Regions from separate parts of the Homo sapiens genome. Here region 1 is linked to region 2. Evidence: read pairs that join two places in POLR2A ChIA-PET (ENCODE). Cell type or tissue: Caco-2. All regions are shown on one strand. Region 1 holds the start of KCNE4 (potassium voltage-gated channel subfamily E regulatory subunit 4). Region 2 overlaps WDFY1 (WD repeat and FYVE domain containing 1).

Region 1 (2,500 bases), 880 kb before region 2:
TAAACACAGGCACTGAGCATGTGCATTTGGCCAGACATGGTGCTTTCTTTGCATCATTTCATTGAACTATTTTATTCTGTTCTGTTCTATTCTATTCTATTCTATTCTATTCTATTCTATTTATTTAGAGATCTCGCTCTGTCACCCAGGCTGGAGTGTAGTGGCATGTTCAGACCTCATTGCAGCCTTGAACTCCTGGTCTCGAGTGATCCTCCCACCCCAGCCTCCCAAGTAGCTGGGACTACAGGCACTCGCCACCAGGCCTAGTTAATTTTTGTATTTTTTTGTAGAGATGGGGTCTCACTGTGTTGCCCACGCTGGTCTCAAACACCTGGGTTCAAGTGATTCATCCACCTCAGCCTCTTCAAGCATTGGGATTACTGAACTAAGACACTGCAGTTGGCCTCGTTTAACTCTAGTAGAAATATCCATGCAGGAAGTATGTGGGAATCGGGGCAGCAGGGACTCCAAGCAGGCACCCCAGAATTTCTTCTGGGCTGTTCCTTCCCTGACTCCTGCAATTAGTCCTGCTTTTCCTTTGGCTCTGACTTGCTTCGTCCTTTGGAATTCATTCTCGATGTTTCCCCACACTCATCTCTTTTCTTGGTTGTATTCCCTTGGGACTGTTGGCTCAGGTTTGGGGATTTATTATGTTTAAAACTTCAGCCTCTGTTTGGCTTCCTGGCACCAGGCTTTGTACTTCCTGCTCCTTGAATCTGGTAACTCCTATCCCCACCTCCTTTCTGCCTACTCAAAGCTTCCAGTCTTTGGTGTTGGACAATCCCTGGATGATGACCAATCTCGTATGTCCTAAGGTATACAATAAAAAATACCAGGGTCAACAATCAACAGGCATCTCTTTCTTGGGCCCATCTTGTTCTAGTGTCCCAGACATTCCAGTGTAGGCTTAGATATAGATGGAAGTGTTCTAGTGTTTATGATGGACACCTGTTGAAAAGACCAAGTCTACCATGGCTGAGGTAGCTATGGAGGGTTTTACGTATTAACACAATGGTGAGGGTATCTTTACTGGTGTGAGCACAGTTCCACTGTATGGATGATCGTGATGCTGGAGTGGTCGATGGTTGGTACCTCCAGTGCCAGCTGGGGATTTATGGATGAACACAGGTGAGTAGTCAAGTGGGAAAAATGGCAGCATTCAGTTCATCTTCCTATTCTTCCTCCAGGTGTCTTCTTAGAATCAGGATCAGGTGCAAACCCAGGGGGGTTCCTGTAGCAGCAGTGAAAATTCCAGTGCCTAAGCTATATATGTTCAAGCAGGTCAGGTGGATGTCGCATGCGTCAGTTTGACTACAGCAGAACCATGAGAGATGTTTCCTTTAGAGTTGGCCCACAAGACAGTCTGGCTGCAATCCACAGGCCACAGACAACTGGAGGGAGTGGATCTCTCCCAGTTTCCTTCCACTTAGCATGAAAGCCTCAGAATAAGCAGCCCAGGGAGCAGAGAGACTGACATTAAAGCCTGCAATTCCTCTTCCAATTTTGATCACAGCAGCCATTTAAACACAGGGTCTACCGAGGTTTAAAAAACTTGAACTGTGCTTAGTTGCACTCTGAAATAGTCCTGCTCCTCCCCTGACCTACGAGAGACAGCAAAGAGACGTGTCAATAGCCTCCGCATGAGGCTTCAGAGGAGCAGCTGTGTATGGCAGGACGGAACAAAACCTGCCCATAGTATCTTTTACGACAACATGTTTCCACTTAATGCAGACCACTGAAAAGAATGTGGGAGCTTTTAAAAAAAAATTATTATAAACATAGGTTTGTGACCTTGATGTGGAAGGCAGCTAGAATCTCTGCTTTTAGAGGGCTAAGCAACACCAGGCAGCCTTCAATCTTAGAAGGGTTAAGCTGAAAGGGTCTCAAAAGGTCACGTGGTTTATATAATCCTACCTGCAGAAGACCCCCCCCCCCGCCAGGCACAACGATTTTACAGACGAGGAATGTGAGGTGCGGAGAGGTTAAGGAAGGATTTATCTTATTTGCATAAGGAGTGGAAGAACTGAAACCGAAGCCCCAGTTCCTTGACTGTAAATCCCGCACTTGCTTCCAACTGTCTTTCATCCAGATTATGGGATTCAGCTGCCTCTGAAAACCTGTAGCCCAATAATGGTTATTCCCCAGGAGCCGCGCGAAGCATGAGCTAATTTTCAGTGAGCGCGGACTTTGGGGTAACGGTTCCAGCACAGCACATCCCTTTCTCCTCTTTTCACTCATCGTCACCGCTACCTGAAAACCCTGGCCGGGTGCTGGGGCTTGAGGAGCAGTTCCCACTTCCCAGTCTTTTTCACTTTTCACAGCTGCAAAGTTCAGGGAGTTGAACTGCAGTGCTTTCAGTTCACTGCTCACTCTGCCACGATCAATCTCTGTTGTAAATTTTCCTCCCAGAGCACGTGACGATGCACTTCTTGACTATATATCCCAACTGCAGCAGCGGAGTTGTCAGAGCGCAGAGCCGGACAGAGCAGAAGAACCCTCT
Region 2 (2,500 bases):
GGTCAGGCTGGTCTTGAACTCCTGACCTCAGGTGATCTGCCCACCTCGATCTCCCAAAGTGCTGGGATTACAGGCATGAGCCACCGTGCCCAGCCTCCTGCTTAACTTCCTGCAAGCTCACAACACTGAACTGTTGTGGCACACACAAGAATGTTCCTGCATTCTAGACACACATCAAGATTCGTGAAAAGCAACTCTGTGATTTCCCACCTCCCTGCACCTCCCTGAACTTCCCTCTACCACCTTCTCTAAAAAAAATTTAAAAAAATAAAGATTCATGAAAAGCTTGTGGTCTGTTGAGAACGAGGTGCCACATCCTGATGGCAGGGATGACAGGCGCTTCTGCCTTCATTTTACACTTAAGGAAGCAGAAGCAAGGAGAGATACGATCTGAAAATCACACAAACCAACAGCAGCACTGCATCAGACTGACTTCATTTAGTTGTTTGACCAACTTTCTCTCTTATCAAGATGGTGAAAGTTCATCTTTAAAACATTATCAAAGTAAACAATTCAAAGCAAAGCAGCCTTATGTGGTAAGTAAGTAAAACTTTTTTAAAGGCTTTTTAGAAATCCACACTTTATCCTCCAAAGCAGTAATTCCTAAACAATAAGGAAACAAGAAGCAGTAAATTACTTTTTCCCCCCAAATAAATCAGAGTATGGAAAAGTTCAGGTCTAACTTCAAAGCTCACTTGGTTCAAAGAAATACTGACCTCTGTGCTAAATACGAGTGGTGATTCCAACAAAGTCTCTCACTACCTCCAGCTCTAGATTTAGCCCAATCTAGCTACAGCGTGCGATATTGTATGTAAGTGCCTGTGGTGAAACAATTTAAAAAACAATGTGCTCAATTCTTTACTCCTCCCTGCATCCACGCTCCTTACAATCAGCCATTTTGCAGCTCTTTCCATCAAGAGATGGAATATATTTCTCTGAGCCTTGTTTTTGTTTTGAGACGGAGTCCGGTTCTGTCACCCAGGCTGGAGTGCAATGGCTTGATCTCGGCTCACTGCAACCTCCGCCTACCGGGTTCAGGCGATTCTCTTGCCTCAGCCTCCTGAGTAGCTGGGATTACAGGCATGCGCCACCACGCCAGGCTAAGTTTGTGTATTTTTAGTAGAGACGGGGTTTCACCATGTTGACCATACTGGTCTCGAATTCCTGACCTCACGTGATCCGCCCTCCTTGGCCTCCCAGGCATGAACTGCCGTGCCTTGCCTATTTCTCTGAGCCTTGAATATGGGTTGGCTAGTGACGCTATGTTTAAAAAAATGTGGCTGAATGGGGTGCTAGTACTGGGTCCTGAGGCCTGGTTTGCTCTCACTCTGTGTCTTGGAAGACTGCCACGTCACATGAACCACAGGGGCCAGCCTACCAGAGGACAAATGACGACATGGGAGAGAGCTCAACTGTCCTAGCTGAAGCCATCCTCGGCCCGCCTGTAGCAAGCTCACTCCCAGGCATGAGAAAGAGTCCAGCTAAGCTCAGCAGAGCTGGCCCACGGCTGGCCACAAGCATGAGTGAGCCTGGCTGAGGCCAGAAGCACTGCCTAGGTGACCTGTAGGCTCATGAACAATGACAAATCCCTGCTGTTTTAAGCCACTGAGTTTTGAGGTAGTTTGTTATGTAGCACGAGCTAACTGACACCATGCTTTCTGTTCCAAATAAATAATATACCTTTAAGAACCATAGGAATCTGAGGTTAAAATTAAAAATAAAAAGCATTTGGCATTTATTGAATGCCAAGGATTTTAAAGTAGATAGTACGAATAACTCCATTTCAACTCTTAATTGAAATACAGGATTCCCATTTTGCAAAAGTGCTAATTTGAATCCTTAAAAATGGAAGCAGTCACTGAAGTACAAAATAAAGTTATTACTCTTAAATATCATATAGTAATGTTTGTTATCCTGTCTACCAAGGATAAAACTTCTGTATGCTTTACCTTCCTATAGTAGATATATGAAAAGTGGAGTTATAACCACAGTTATGATTAAGAATAAAGTGTTTATTCCAGGGAGATTAATCTTTGATCTGCTGAAAGATATGCCTGATGATCATAATAAGTAGAAGGATTCCTTTTTATTTCTACTGTTAAACTCTATCAAAGAGCCAATTAAAAATAAGGTTAAAATACACTTAAGGGAATCACTAAGTCTTGAAAGCCTCATCTATTTAAGCCACAATACAGTAGGAGCAAAGATAGATTCAAGGTACAATTTTTTCCTCTGAAAAGCACTGGCTCACAAACCAGGAGGCATCTTGCAGGAGTCATTAATATTTTTCTTTCTTTTTTTTTTTTTTTTTTGAGACAGAGTCTTGCTCTGTTGCACAGGTTGGAGGCAGTGGCGTGATCTCAGCTCACTGCAGCCTCTGCCTCCCGGGTTCAAGCAATTCTCTTGCCTCAGCTTCCCAAGTAGCTGGGACTACAGGCATGCACTACCACACCCAGCTAATTTTTGTATTTTTAGTACAGACAGGGTTTCGCCATGTTGG

What was found. Peaks named below come from ENCODE experiments on the same cell type or tissue, not always from the same donor. Only the 100,000 strongest peaks of a DNase experiment are listed, where the experiment ranks them.
Region 1: POLR2A ChIA-PET joins it to region 2 with 16 read pairs; 1 of 35 experiments calls an interaction of 5 or more read pairs at or near these places.

Annotation. Positions count from the first base shown.
Region 1 is chr2:223,049,725-223,052,224 of GRCh38, forward strand. It overlaps KCNE4 (potassium voltage-gated channel subfamily E regulatory subunit 4), which reads left to right and starts at 2,466. Exons shown (of 2, transcript NM_080671.4): 1 at 2,466-2,500. In Caco-2, no CTCF peak of the experiment used is centred here; no DNase peak of the experiment used is centred here; H3K4me3 peaks cover 378 bases.
Region 2 is chr2:223,929,393-223,931,892 of GRCh38, forward strand. All of the region lies in intron 1 of WDFY1 (WD repeat and FYVE domain containing 1), which reads right to left. Among named protein-coding and RNA genes, the nearest start is that of WDFY1, 15 kb to the right of the region's middle. In Caco-2, no CTCF peak of the experiment used is centred here; DNase peaks (open chromatin) are centred at 394 and 1,279; H3K4me3 peaks cover 1,116 bases.